Regions from separate parts of the Homo sapiens genome. Here regions 1 and 2 are each linked to region 3. Evidence: chromatin contacts called from ENCODE Hi-C or POLR2A ChIA-PET data. All regions are on one chromosome and are shown on one strand. Each heading gives the region's core, a stretch centred on a gene start or an enhancer-like site at or near the end of the contact. The rest is flanking DNA. Distances are from core to core; before and after follow the strand shown. Region 1 holds the start of UBE2K (ubiquitin conjugating enzyme E2 K). Region 2 holds the start of LIAS (lipoic acid synthetase). Region 3 overlaps APBB2 (amyloid beta precursor protein binding family B member 2).

What was found. Hi-C counts contacts between places; a loop is a spot of excess contacts on that map. ChIA-PET counts read pairs that join two places held with the same protein, here RNA polymerase II (POLR2A). Pooled maps may share reads with other maps.
Region 1: a loop to region 3 is called in a map of CD4-positive, alpha-beta memory T cell, with 19 times the contacts of the local background. The contact joins the promoter of UBE2K here to the enhancer-like site in region 3. A Hi-C loop is called at or near these places in 4 of 168 maps with a recorded cell type or tissue (CD4-positive, alpha-beta T cell, CD4-positive, alpha-beta memory T cell and naive thymus-derived CD4-positive, alpha-beta T cell) and 8 of 50 pooled maps.
Region 2: a map of naive thymus-derived CD4-positive, alpha-beta T cell shows a loop between it and region 3 (4-fold over the local background). The contact joins the promoter of LIAS here to the enhancer-like site in region 3. A Hi-C loop is called at or near these places in 2 of 168 maps with a recorded cell type or tissue (CD4-positive, alpha-beta memory T cell and naive thymus-derived CD4-positive, alpha-beta T cell) and 10 of 50 pooled maps. POLR2A ChIA-PET finds 5 or more read pairs at or near these places in 1 of 52 experiments (activated naive CD4-positive, alpha-beta T cell).

What each region holds. Positions count from the first base shown.
Region 1 is chr4:39,695,970-39,700,384 of GRCh38, reverse strand. It overlaps UBE2K (ubiquitin conjugating enzyme E2 K), which reads right to left and starts at 2,249. Exons shown (of 7, transcript NM_005339.5): 1 at 1,995-2,249. The coding sequence starts at 2,057. RefSeq lists a silencer at 2,266-2,555 and an enhancer at 2,636-2,695.
Region 2 is chr4:39,457,253-39,461,921 of GRCh38, reverse strand. LIAS (lipoic acid synthetase) reads right to left here and starts at 2,866. Exons shown (of 11, transcript NM_006859.4): 1 at 2,760-2,866; 2 at 960-1,132. The coding sequence starts at 2,804. It overlaps RPL9 (ribosomal protein L9), which reads left to right and starts at 3,000. Exons shown (of 8, transcript NM_000661.5): 1 at 3,000-3,031; 2 at 3,482-3,528; 3 at 3,613-3,728; 4 at 4,241-4,336. The coding sequence starts at 3,483. RefSeq lists enhancers at 2,339-2,388, 2,759-3,053, 3,249-3,999 and a silencer at 2,769-2,818.
Region 3 is chr4:40,839,598-40,843,778 of GRCh38, reverse strand. The region is part of intron 12 of APBB2 (amyloid beta precursor protein binding family B member 2); the gene reads left to right. Among named protein-coding and RNA genes, the nearest start is that of NSUN7, 92 kb to the right of the region's middle. RefSeq lists enhancers at 2,328-2,829, 2,981-3,080, 3,101-3,190. Within about 2 kb of position 2,643, at least 7 of the 41 ENCODE cell types and tissues checked have a DNase peak (open chromatin) inside an H3K27ac peak, as active enhancers do.

The sequences.
Region 1 (4,415 bases), core at 1,000-3,499, 1.1 Mb after region 3:
CAAACAACAAAAACAACAAAAAACCTGTCTGTTTGCATTTCCTGTTTTCTTCTTCTGAAACACTTTTGATGCTTATCTGAAGTAAGGCTTCAACATCCCTTACGTATAAAGAGCAGTGTTTTTTTAATATGCATTACTAGAGAGCAATACAAGTATTTCTGGTAATCTTCAACTTAGTACTAAGAATACCACGGTGAAAAGTCAGCTCATAAAAAGCAAAGAGACCACATTAATTACCAGAGCAGTAACTTACTGTTTCTGTTACCGTAAGTAACAGAAAATAAAGCATTAAAAGTCTATTAAGTTTCAGGCTTGTACAACCTTATTAAACAAGAAATGTTTTCAGTTGTTGGCAACAACAACTGCTTTCATTAGGAGTATATATGTCAACTAACCTGGAATACATTTTCATATTAAATAAGTTAAAATTGCTGTTTCATTGTATCAGTACAGACACTTATGACTCTATTTCTGCATTGTACCACAAAATACAAAGTCATCCTTCCATTCAGAGTTTTGGCATATGAACAAACATAGAGGTCAGAGTTCATACACATGCTCTGTAAAACCGACCATGACTTATATACTACTTTCAATAAGTCTGTTGTCATTTTTGAATTTTAAATAATTTTTTCTCCATGTATACTCATCACATACTTAGAATGCTGAATTTCACAAATTATTATTGACACTATTAAAGTACTAACTGTAAAAGAAAAACACAAATAGCAATGATATATTCAATAATGGTATGTGAATCTTGAAAATAATCATTTTCTGTATTACTTTTTGTTTAATTCATGTGGGGAAGACAATCTGGCATTCTTGTTGATCTTGGTATGAGAAACTGTACTAATACTTGCATAATTTTGAGTCAAATTACTAGAGCACTGTGAATATCTTACATAAATAAACGTAGTACAAATGTATCTAAATTCTGCAGGACTTAAGAGCAACGGGAGGCAACTTTTTTGAAAATCTGTTAAGTCGTGATAAATCTCAATAAGGAGATGAAACAATGTATTAATCTGGTGAAATTTCACATTTTTAATAGGTCTGCTTTTCAAAAGTAAGAATCAAGTTAACTATGAGGGACATCATAATGAAGTTTCGTGGCACAACACGAGTCACAGAGGCACTGTCTTAAGACAGTCTCTCTGATCTGTAACTTGTAAACAATATTTTGAAATAAGCTACTCATACATTCCATTATTTGTTTCCTAACTAAAAATATTTACATGTCTTTAATACACCAAACACCTTGCCTTTGCCCACTCAAAAGATTGAGATGTCAATAAAGATGAGGCCTAGGAATTTGGGGGTTAAGTGGAAAAGAGATAATTATCTTATTTGGAATTAACTTGCTAACTCAGGTGAAAATTCCCTTACCCCTGCCACCAAATAAGACAGTATTCTATTATGTCTCCCTTTGACTCCTAACACCCAACTAAGAAGGACTAACTCTGAATGTCCTTCCTTTTTAATCAATACCTAAGGACTCACTGCTCCTTCCCCAAGAAAAGAACAGTGAAGGCCTGACAGGCAATAACCCCGAATACCCTCAAAAGTGTGGGCCTTCGAGCAGCACTGCTCTTGGGATCCAGTTACCACCTTTCCCCTTCCCCCAACCCACTTCCCGGGTTTTCTCAGGCTCGGCCTGCTCCCTCCCCACCCCACAGCCACATTTCCAGCTGCGGCCACCGCCTCGGGTTCTCTTGTGAGCTTCCATCCCTCCGAGGAGTTGCCCCCTGTCCATCACCTCCCCAAACCATGTTCCACCCCAGACCACCCGCCCGCGAGACCGTCCATCCTAGCGCTCTGGGAGGGGAGGGGAAGGCGGCGGAAGGAGGAGGGGAACACTGCTGCTTCCTCACAGGCAGAAGGGCGGCCGCAAGGAGGACCACCCAGGGACTACCGGGGATATCGGGGTCGCAGCTGGGAGGACCCTCCCGCCCCAGGCAGAGGTGGGGGATATCCGGGAGTTCATTTCTGACCTCCTCGCTCTTCAGCACCTCCTTGAACTCCCGCTTGATTCGCTGCACCGCGATGTTGGCCATGTCTCCGCCCGCAGCTGATTCGTACCCGCCTCCTCCGCCACCGCTACGACCACCGCCACCGCCGCCACCTCTTCCTCCACCGCCTCCTCCCTCGGCGATTCAGACCTGAGCACACGAACACTGCCACTACCACCCCGGCCGCCGCGCTCGCCTCAGTGTGGAATCACCTCCGCGCCCGGCCACCAAAATGGCGCCGGGTCGGCGCATGCGCACGACGTTGACCCGGCCGGGCGGCGCAGCCGCTCCCGTTGGAGCCCCCATACGCCCGAGCCACGAGCTCGCGTCTCGGCTGGGGCTGCGGCCGCGTGGCTCCGCCCTGCCGGCGTCTGGGGCCGCGAGGGTGCGGCTTCCAAGCTGGCCGGCCCTAGCCGGCCCCCCCGGCCCTTCCCGGCGCCTCCGCTCCTGTTTAAACCCGGGTGCTGTGGTCTGGGCTTCCAGCGCTGGCCTCTGACCGAAGGTTCGGGCGCAACCGAACGGGTTTCCGACGCCGCACTCGGCTGGAACGCCGCCCTGACTCAGCTAGACCCGGAACCCGGAGGCTGAACGCCGTGTCTAGCGCAGGAAAACGCTCTCCCGGATCTCGGTCCGGCCCATTTTCAGTTGGTGTAGCCCCAGAAAATCTACTGCAGTCGTTTTTGTTCTGCAACATTTATAGTACCACGATTATTCCCATCATCTCAGGTAGCACAGATTATTGAATTAAGGCTGGTTATTGTTGGATCAGATTGGGTTTGAGACAGGTACTCGGTGGAGAGGCCTGAGGGTGGGTTTAGAAGCCAGATGTTGCTCTTTGACCTATTTAATACCGAGCTTGACACACACACACAATCTCTCTCTCTCTCTCTCTCTCTCTCTCACACACACACACACACACACACACACACACTCCTATGCCCATCCCTAGAGTGTAGGGTGGGCCTAAGACTGCGCTTCTAACAAGTCTCCCAGTTGCTGCTGCTGTTGGTGCTGGTTCCGGGACCACATTATGAGAACCACTGAACTGAATGAAGCATGTGAAAATTCACATATATTAAAGTGAAAATTGGAGAAATGGAAACAATTACAGTACCCTTCAGGGGACTCGGGGTGGGGGAGGGGGAGCCTTATTTCTGTAAACCTAGGCCTCAAAGGTGCCTGGTGATAGTAGGCACTCAATAAATATTGAATGAGTAAATGAGTACAGATAAGACTAAAACGTTTTTGCTGGCGCGGCGGATCGCTTGAGGTCAGGAGTCCGAGACCAGTCTGGCCAACATGGTGAAACCCCATCTCTACTAAAAATACAAAAATCAGCCAGGTGTGGTGGCAGGCACCTGTAATCCCAGCTATTCTGGAGGCTGAGGCAGGAACATCGCTTGAACCTGGGGGTCGGAGGTTGCAGTGAGCGAGATCGCGCCACTGCACTCCAGCCTGGGCCACAGTGCAAGATTCTGTCTCAAACAAAACAAAACAAAACAAAAAGTATAAAATATTTTAAGTGGAAAGTAAGTTTGAAAGTGGTTTCTGGGCCAGGTGCGGTGGCTCACGCCTGTAATCCCAGCACTTTGGGAGGCGGAGGCGGGCGGATCACGAGGTCAGGAGATCAAGACCATCCTGGCTAACACGGTGAAACCCCGTCTCTACTAAAAAAATATAAAAAAAATAGCTGGGCGTGGTGGCGGGCGCCTGTAGTCCCAGCTACTCGGGAGGCTGAGGCAGGAGAATGGCGTGAACCCGGGAGGCGGAGCTTGCAGCGAGCGAGATTGCGCCACTGCACTCCAGTCTGGGCAACGGAGCGAGACTCCGTCTCAAAAAAAAACAAAAAACAAACAAACAAAAGAAAGTGGTTTCTGGTCGGGCGCGGTGGCTCACGCCTGTAATCCCAGCACTTTGGAAGGCCGAGGGGGAGCAGATCACTTGAGCCCAGGAGTTTGAGACCAACCTGGGCCCTATGGTGAAATCCTGTCTCTAAAGATAATAATTTTTAAAAAAGAAAGTGGTTTCTAAGGTGCATAGTAATAATGGTTTGGTACTGAGAAGCATTTTGAATAGAACATTTTGGAATAAGTAATAAGGGTGTCATTTCAGAAGTTTATACTTCATGCACTTTCTTCACCTAGCCAATCAGTAAAATATCTATTATAAAAATATCACAAATACATGGTTTTACCAAAAGTAATTAAAATTGTGGTGGCAAACATGGAAATAGCCAATGGAGGCGAATCAGTGGGGGCACAAGGCAAAAGAGAATTTCTTAAACTCCCGCCCCAGGAACCAAGAGGAGATTTTAAAATTCCAGTTCTCTCCCATGGCAGTTCTCTTGCCAGCTTTTATTTCCTCATCTACGAAACGAGAAAACTGGATTAGATTATCTCTCTC
Region 2 (4,669 bases), core at 1,617-4,116, 1.4 Mb after region 3:
GGAGTTCGAGACTAGTTTGGCCAATATGGTGAAGCCCTGTCTCTACTAAAAATACAAAAATTAGCCGGGCGTGGTGGCAGGCGCCTGTAGTCCCAGCTACTTGGGAGGCTTAGGCAGAAGAATCCCTTGAACCCAGGAGGCGGAGCTTGCAGTGAGCCAAGATTGTGCCACTGCACTCCAACCTGGGTGACAGAGCAAGACTGTCTCAAGAACAAACAAACAAAAAGAAAACACCAATAATGGAGTGTAACAGGGCGCTATACTCACGTCTACCTTTTTTGCAAAGGCAGAGTTACACTATTCTAATAAGAGAATGAGCAAGTTTTCAAATATCTCATCCCTCATGAATGATACTGCCAAAAAGTACTCTACTTGTTTAGACTGAGGAAAGATCACAACTGTGCACTGTCTGCTCTACATTCTAGATTTTATAGTGGTTACTCAATGGAAAAAAGATCTAAAATTTGGACTGGAGACTGTGTATCCTTGGTTCTCCATGACTTCCATCCACTTGTGATATAGAAGGAGCAGGATTAAGTTATCTTTCAACTCAATCTACCTTCTACATAAAATTCCATCATTCTTTTAAATTAAGGCAAGGTATCCATAGGTCACATGTAAATTGACTAGGAGAAGCACAAGTTAGATCATCAACAGCTACTAACCCAGATCTAACAGACTAGTAGCAAAGCAGTAATCTTTACTCTGAAGAAGTTGGATGCTGGGTAGAAAATGGGGAGATGGCAGTGTAACATAGTAAGGGCAAGAGAAAAGAGAAAGATTCCAAAAATTTCATCTGCTTACTTGTTCTATCTAGTTCTGTTATCACATCTTTCTAATGATTTTTAGCTAAATTTAACAAGTCTGATATTAAAAACAGATTCTAGGGCTTGGTTATATCTGAAAATAATGCACAATAAAGGAACGGGACGTTAAAATTATCTCAAATTTTCAATTACCTTTCTCCTTTCTGGCGTTTTAGGTTTCCTTTATATTCATCCCAGGTGCTCCTGTCTGCAAGATCACCAGATACAAAATCTTGAAGGTCTGGTCCATTCTGTAGGAGTTCCTTTTTTTTATCTGGCAAGGAGCTTAACGGTCTGACTGGGCTGCAAAAATATCTCCCAAATACCTAAAGAAAGAGTTAATTATGACGTTTATTTAGTGGAGTCCGTAATAATTTAGTTTTAACCCATCATAACACCTAAACGGAAGGGTAAAGCCAAAAAAGTGATTCAGAAATTATGTCAAACTAGGAGCTCTAGTATTCTAGGGCATTAGAATATAAAAGATGACTGAAGGAACCAAACCTAAAAGAGAGTAAGAGTTGACTGTTTACTACTGAGTTTAGAATAGATTTGGAAATCTGTTTTTTTTTTTTTTTTTTTGAGACGGAGTCTTGCTCTGTTGCCCAGGCTGGAGTGCAGTGGCGCAATCTTGGCTCACCGCAAGCTCCGCCTCCCGGGTTCACGCCATTCTCCTGCCTCAGCCTCCTGAGTAGCTGGGACTACAGGCGCCCGCCACCACGCCCGGCTAATTTTTTTGTATTTTTAGTAGAGACAGGGTTTCACCATGTTAGCCAGGATGGTCTCGATCTCCTGACCTCAGGTGATCCACCTGCCTCGGCCTCCCAAAGTGCTGGGATTACAGGCGTAAGCCACCGCACCCGGCCCGAAAATCTCTGGAACTAACATATATCACACTTTCATGTACTCCACCTACCAGGAACTAGATGTTTGTCTTTCAACAAGATTGAACTGCAATAACTGAAGAAGGTGCCACAGTTTAAAACTGTTCTGGTCCTGACTTGAATCAGGGGCGTTTAAAGTGAAGTGTGCAATAAATCTCTCGAGCTTTGAATAATTGTTGAAACGTAGGTTAATAATGCCCAATTAGTTTCAGACAACTGGAAGGTTAAAACCAAGCCTAACGTTTTTACTTTCTTTTTCTTTTTTTTTTTTTGAGATGGAGTCTCGCTCTGTCGCCCAGGTTGGAGTGCAGTTGCGCGATCTCGGCTCACTGCAACCTCCGCCTCGCGGGTTCAAGCGATTCTCCTGCCTCAGCCTGGCGAGTAGCTGGGACTACAGGCGCACGCCACCACGCTCAGCTAATTTTTGTATTTTTAATAGAGGCGGGGTTTCACCATGTTGGCCAGGATGAACGTTTTTACTTTCTAGGTTACATTGTTTCTGTGTTTGAACGTGGCAGTCAAGAACATAAGAAATCATGGTATTCGGCTTTTACATCTGAACACAAACGTGTATGAGATAGCCAAAACACTACAAAATCCACGAGTCTGCACATGTATCTCAAAAGAACCTTCGACAACTCAAAGAGTGCCTGTTAGGGTGTTGCACGATTGCTACTGCACTTCTCAATGTCTGCCGCTGAAGCCTAGCGGACAGGTTTGTGTTCTCTGCGGCTAGAGTGGTGTCTCACACACAGTAAGAGTCCAAGACAGAATAGCTATGTGGGGTGCTCACTGCAGTGCTCCATAAATATAGGGTACAAACCACTCTAAGCAGAAAATAAGTCCTCGGTGCTGGCCCAGAGAGACTTGCAAACAAACTGATGCCAGAGACTCTATATCATGGGGCTGGCGGGATAATTACATGAGATTACACGAAAAACGTTTAAAACTGCCGTTGGCTAGTAGTAAATGTTCAGTAAATGCACTGGCCTTTATTATTGGGCATGGGCGCTCTGAAGGGATAGGATCCCCCCACCCCACGCCCAAACCCGTTCGCCCCGCCGCTCACCCGGGGCCCCAGGGTGCGGGCTGCATCCCCGCAGCGTAGAGACATTTCCTCTTTAGGACTAGCGCAGTGCAGGGGTTGAGGGATCGCTAACTCCCGGGAAAGGACAGGTCGAAATTACGTCGCTCCATTTATGACAAGCAGCCAAGCTGCTCCACGATTGGCTGCTTTAGCCTTACGTGCGTCGCGCACTCATGACGCAATACGCAGGCCCCTTACGCGATACAAGTACGTAATGACGACAGACGTTCTTTCTTTGCTGCGTCTACTGCGAGGTAAGGATGTTTCTGTGCTCGTGGGGGTACTGGGAATCTGAAACCATCTGCTCTGGGAAAGGCTGCGGCGCGGCTCCCACTCTCGGAACCTTGTCCTGTTTGTCCCCCAGCTCGGCAAGCGCCATATGAGCCTGGCGGCGCCAGATGCGAATCCTGTTGTGGGCTTTTTGGCCTATTCCCGCCCCTCAGTCTTGCCGGGATGGCACCGCCCGCATAGGACTTCCAGGGTTGGGCTGAGTGGGAGTTCGACTGCTGGGCCTCGTAATTCTCGCTTTGGGGCTGCTCCTTCCAGGCTGGGACACACTGGGGCCCGCTGTCGGTCTCCCGTCCTCCGACATCTTGTCTGGAACTTCCGCCTGGCAGTCTCCAGTAGGAGTGGAGCTCTGTGCGGCGTAGTTTGGTGGAAAAACGGGCCTTGCGTCGGCCTCACCCCCAGTGTTTGTGTTTCAGAATGAAGACTATTCTCAGCAATCAGACTGTCGACATTCCAGAAAATGGTATGAGACTTGATGTCTTTTACTTACATCTTTACTGCACGTTCCAAGCGTTGTGTGGCCTGACGAGTGTGTTCTCTCTTCTAGTCGACATTACTCTGAAGGGACGCACAGTTATCGTGAAGGGCCCCAGAGGAACCCTGCGGAGGGACTTCAATCACATCAATGTAGAACTCAGCCTTCTTGGAAAGAAAAAAAAGAGGGTGAGGGTTTTTCTTCTGATAATTCAGTTGCTCGTTGGAAGGTGGTTTATAACAGCATCACATTTGGTTGCTTTAACAATTTTCGAATTAAGGTTCAGTGCTTCAGCTTTAAATGTTGCTGTCCAGAATACCAGCCTGTTCAGTGAAATTGAAAAACCAGATTCTGAACACAGCCAATTATATAAAGCTCAAATGTAATAGTGGTCATCAGTGACACGTCTTAATGGTGTTAGAAGTTTGGTTTATTTTCCTAGTGATTGCTTTGTAAAAATCACAGGAACCGGCAGTAGGTCATTTAAACCTGATGATTTAATTTTCCAGAAGGGAAGTTTGTTGCAACTTCTACAAAGCTTAACTGTTGGGAGGTTTTATAGGTGGTTGGATTTTTCCAGTTGAAAACCATGTGCTTTGATAAGGGTTAATTCTAGAATCTTAAAGTAATTCGGTAAGTGGTCTGTTGTCTTTTAAGCCTGCATATTTCTGGAAAGAATACATTTTTTGTTCTGTTACAGCTCCGGGTTGACAAATGGTGGGGTAACAGAAAGGAACTGGCTACCGTTCGGACTATTTGTAGTCATGTACAGAACATGATCAAGGGTGTTACACTGGTAAGCAGATGTATCAGACTTCCTTGTTTTGGAAAGGGAGGTTTCTCAAACCTGTGCTTTATACAGCGTAAGTGTCTCTTTCAGAGAATGGGTCATGTATTTTATTTGGTGTAATACGCAAGAACTTGGCAAAAATAGGCATCTGTGGGTCTTTAAGCGATAGAGCTGAGAGCAAAGACCAGATGGGTACAACATGTTTGTTTTTTTCTGTTGTTGGGTTTTTTTTTTTTTTAATCAAGGCTGGGGTCTCGCTATTTTGTCCAGGCTGAGCTCAAGTGATCCTCCCACCTTGGCCTCCCATAGTACTGGGATTGCAGGCATGAGCCACCATGC
Region 3 (4,181 bases), core at 1,394-3,893:
TCCAGTTACTGTTAGGGGCCAAACAGAGCTCAATAAAGGGTAATTGGTGGCTGGTGTTACTGTAATCATTAATATTAGTCCTGTTAACTGCCCTGGGGCATGCTGATCACAATGGCTTTCCTTCAGTACTGAGGTAGATATTTGCATATTTTATCACAAAAGTCAAATGTGCTTATTGTATAATTTTCAAAGAGATAAAGTAAAATCCTCCATAATCCTCTTTCCATATTACAGTTGACAGTTCGGGTATTATATTCCAAGTTTTTTACTGTGTATATATTAAAATACACATGCAAACATTTTGTTGTTTTTATAAGACCATGCTTGTTTTATAAAAACAGCTTGGCTTTGTTTTTGCTCCACTTACTAGTGTGCCATGGTCATTGTTCCGCCTCAGGGTGAGCAGCTCTTCCTTTCCACTTAATGACTTTGTGGTTCACTGTCTGGTGCACTTGGCGTTTCATGCCATGATTTTAGCTCCATCCCTGCAGGGCCCTGCTGGCCGCTCCATGACCCTGGCCATAGAGTGCCCGAGAGAACGGGTTTCTGTAAACATTGGGTTTCTTCCTTTCCTCCTCGTTATCTATCCAGTGCTCCATGCTCTTCGGTCTAGTTGCTCTGTGTACGGTGCATGCAAATCGGCTGTGACAATGCCAGAAAGGAATGGTGTGAGCACCATGGGTCAGGGGATTAAGTGACTTCATTAGGGTCCCAGGCAGCTCAGGACAGCTCTGGGTAGCTCAGGGAGGGAACTCCAAGAGTGTGGCCCCAACCAGACTTGCACTGTGTTCCTCTCTCCGTTCCATTCCTCTCTTTCCTGGGACGTCTCTGATCTCTCCCCCATTGAGCTGTCATCTCCTGTCTCTCCCACTTCCCACCCGCCCTTGACCTGTGCTGCCTCCCTCCCTCCCTGTTGCCCTGTAAGGATGCATCTCAGGAAAAGTGCCTGGATTCCAGTGATGTGGCTCTGTTAATAGAGTGTCAGGAATGTCGGTAAAACAGGTAAGGCTATGTCCATGCCGTTGTTTCTGTATGTTTTTTATTGGGAGCAGGTGGAACTGGAAAATGAAGACACGTCCTCTGCCAGTGTTTACTGCAAACAGTTTCCTGTATTTGACTGTGATATTTTAAGCTTGATTACCTCCCCCAGTTGATATGTTGCCTCTGTAAATTCAGCTGGCATCTCTTGGCTTCATCATAATGTGGCTCAAAATACACACTTCTGGGTGATACAGTTGACCTAAAATAAGCACGGAAAGCCTATTAATTGCTGCAGAGTTGGGAAATTAGATGAGCTGTCAGTGCTCAGACTCGCTGTTAACGGGGCTGTGTTATTGGCGGGATGCCGTGTGAATGCTAACGTGTTGTTTCTGCTCTGTTCCCTCACGCCTTCCCGGATTCAGAGAGAGGTAACCGGCCGATTTTCACTTCTCCCCCCTTCGTGGTGTCTTAACGTGTCTGGCAAAGCTCACTTGCTTTCTTCATGTCGCATTGCCATCCTCACAACCATCCTTGTCTTTGAAAGGCAGAACTTTTGTTTTGTTTTGTTTTGTTTCGCCTCTTATCACCAGCATTTAAAACAGAGTCTGGAATTGCATCTGCGTTCCTCATTCTCTACTGTGTTTGACCCTGGTTGTGGAAGGTGATGGGCTGAGTGATTAAGTCTAACACCAATGTGGTCACTCACTAACGACTGAGAAAAATCTCATCAGTGTGGCAGGGAGTGAATGTGATGGAAATAGGTTATGTGCCATGTTGTAGAAGGAGGCTTTTCATGCTTCTGGAAAAATTAATATCATGGCCGGGCGTGGTGGCTCACGCCTGTAATCCTAACACTTTGGGAGGCCGAGGTAGGTGGATCACTCGAGGTCAGGAGTTCAAGACCAGCCTGGCCAACATGGCAAAATCTCATTTCTACTAAGAATACAAAAAATTAGCTAGGCGTGGTGGTGGGCACCTGTAATCACAGCTACTTGGGAGGCCTAGGCAGGAGAACCACTTGAACCTGGGAGGCAGTGGTTGCGGTGAGCCAAGATGGCACCACTGCATTCCAGCCAGGGTGACAGAGGGATACTCTGTCTCTAAATAAATAAATAAATAAATAAATAATATTAGTGCTTATATTACATATTCTCTAGAATTTGATTGGTAAGGGTTGGCACTAGGCTACTAGCCTAGCCAGAAGCACTGATTCAGTTTCAGTGTCAATTATTAGCCAAAATATATGGTCCTCCCTCTCCACCACAAGAAGGATAGAACCACAGAAAAGACATACCTATGAAACAAGAGATTTTGACCTCAGTTGTGTTTTTCCAATGCTCTGCATGTCCGCCTGCCCGTTTGATTGATTGGGGACTTTAAGCTCCATGATTCCATAGCTCTACCACTTAATAAAAACTCCACTTTTGATGGAATAAGGGAATTTGGAGATAATTCTCCTTGAATGAATGATGGTGGTTCCTGCTGGGCAAAGCGGAGAGACACGAAGGCAGATCTCCTCTTTGTGTCGGAGTTGGTGTCATGTAACCTCCCTGCCTGGTTGGGAGCTGGAAGTGATGAGTCCTCAGCTGGTATTTCCTGCCACACTGGTGTTGTGACTGCCCTCTGCTGGTGGCTGTTTTCCCCTGTGATGTGCTGCTGTCATAGTCCAGTGGTTAAGAGGGAGAGACAGCATAGAGTGGGCGGTGACACCTGCAGGGCTGGTCTTCCAGAGAGTGTGATTAGGAGAATTTGCAGGTTTCACTGACTTTTTAAATCACTTTGAGGAGACCCTGGCGGGGGCAGGTGGTGGAAAGTTCTGGAGGATGAGGGCTGTGCATGTGGATGTGAGCTCCTTCATGTAAAATAACAGCCAGTCCCATCAGAGTCAATGGGGAGGACATTTTCAGGTGTTCGCTAGTTCCTATCCTCCTTGTTTATGTGAGTGTCCTCGCTGGGAGGCAGTTGCTCTGAATATTAACACCAGGACCCTGTTCTAGAGAGGGCTACAGATTCTAGTTTGCCCAAGCCACCTCGATAATTGCAGGTGGTAGAATTTCAGATCTGCTATTTACACACTGTGTCTCATGAGCGTGCCTGGTGAAGAATTCCCTGCTAAGCCTGTGTGTTTACCCAGGTGACGAGTACCTGGGATACTCCTTTCGGAGGCTAAAAAACTTAGCATCTTTTTAAGCTTGCAAAGAAGGAGAAAGTAAGTTAAGCTTACCAAGCGAGAGCCTGAACTTTGTGAAATTAGTGATGCCTGCATGTGATACATGTGACATTGGGTTAAAAAGAACAGAAAACCAGAGTCTTACATGTGTGTGTTTTGCGGGGGGTCATTCTGGATTGGCCATCTGGAAAGATGAAGTTTCTTACGTACTTTCGCTTCCTGATTCCTCCCACTCTCAAAACAAGATTTTTTCAAAGTGCAGTCAGAAAATAAAAGCATCCAGTCTTGAAAACAGGACTCATTCTTCCTCCAGACCTTGTACAGACTGTCAACAACCCACATTTTTGTATAGCCCAGGAACCCTATAATTACACCGTGTTCTCATGTGGGCTTACCTTTTGAATTCTATTTTGGATCTCATGCTAGGCCCTGCACAGGTGAAACAAAGAGGAGAGAAAGCCCTTTGTCCTAAAGTGCCAGAAGTGCGATGTTTGGATCCAATCCGTTTGCTGCTGTCTTATCCTTATTTGCAGATGGGACCTGCCCTTTGCAATAGCATCAATAGAAAGATAAGCTGGGAGGGAAGGGTCACTGGGTACATTTTAGCAAGTCTTAGTATAATTCATATGAGTGCAAATATTTATTAAAAAACACCCCTCGTGGGGCCAGGCGCAATGGCTCATGCCTGTAATCCCAGCACTTTGGGAGTCCGAGGTGGGCGGATCACCTGAGGTCAGGAATTCGAGACCACCCTGGCCAACATGGCGAAGCCCCGTCTCTACTAAAAATATAAAAATTAGCCAGGCATGGTGTCACACGCTTGTAATCCCAGCTACTCGGGAGGCTGAGGCAGGAGAATTTCTTGAACCTGGGAGGCAGAGGTTGCAGTGAGCCGAGATGGCACCACTGCACTCCAGCCTGGGCAACAGAGCGAGACTCCACCTCAAAAAAAAAAAAGAAAAAAGAAAAATCCCTCATGGATAAGGAGACAGTATTTCAAAGTAGGCTTTTTGTTTGACTTCTTTTTCCT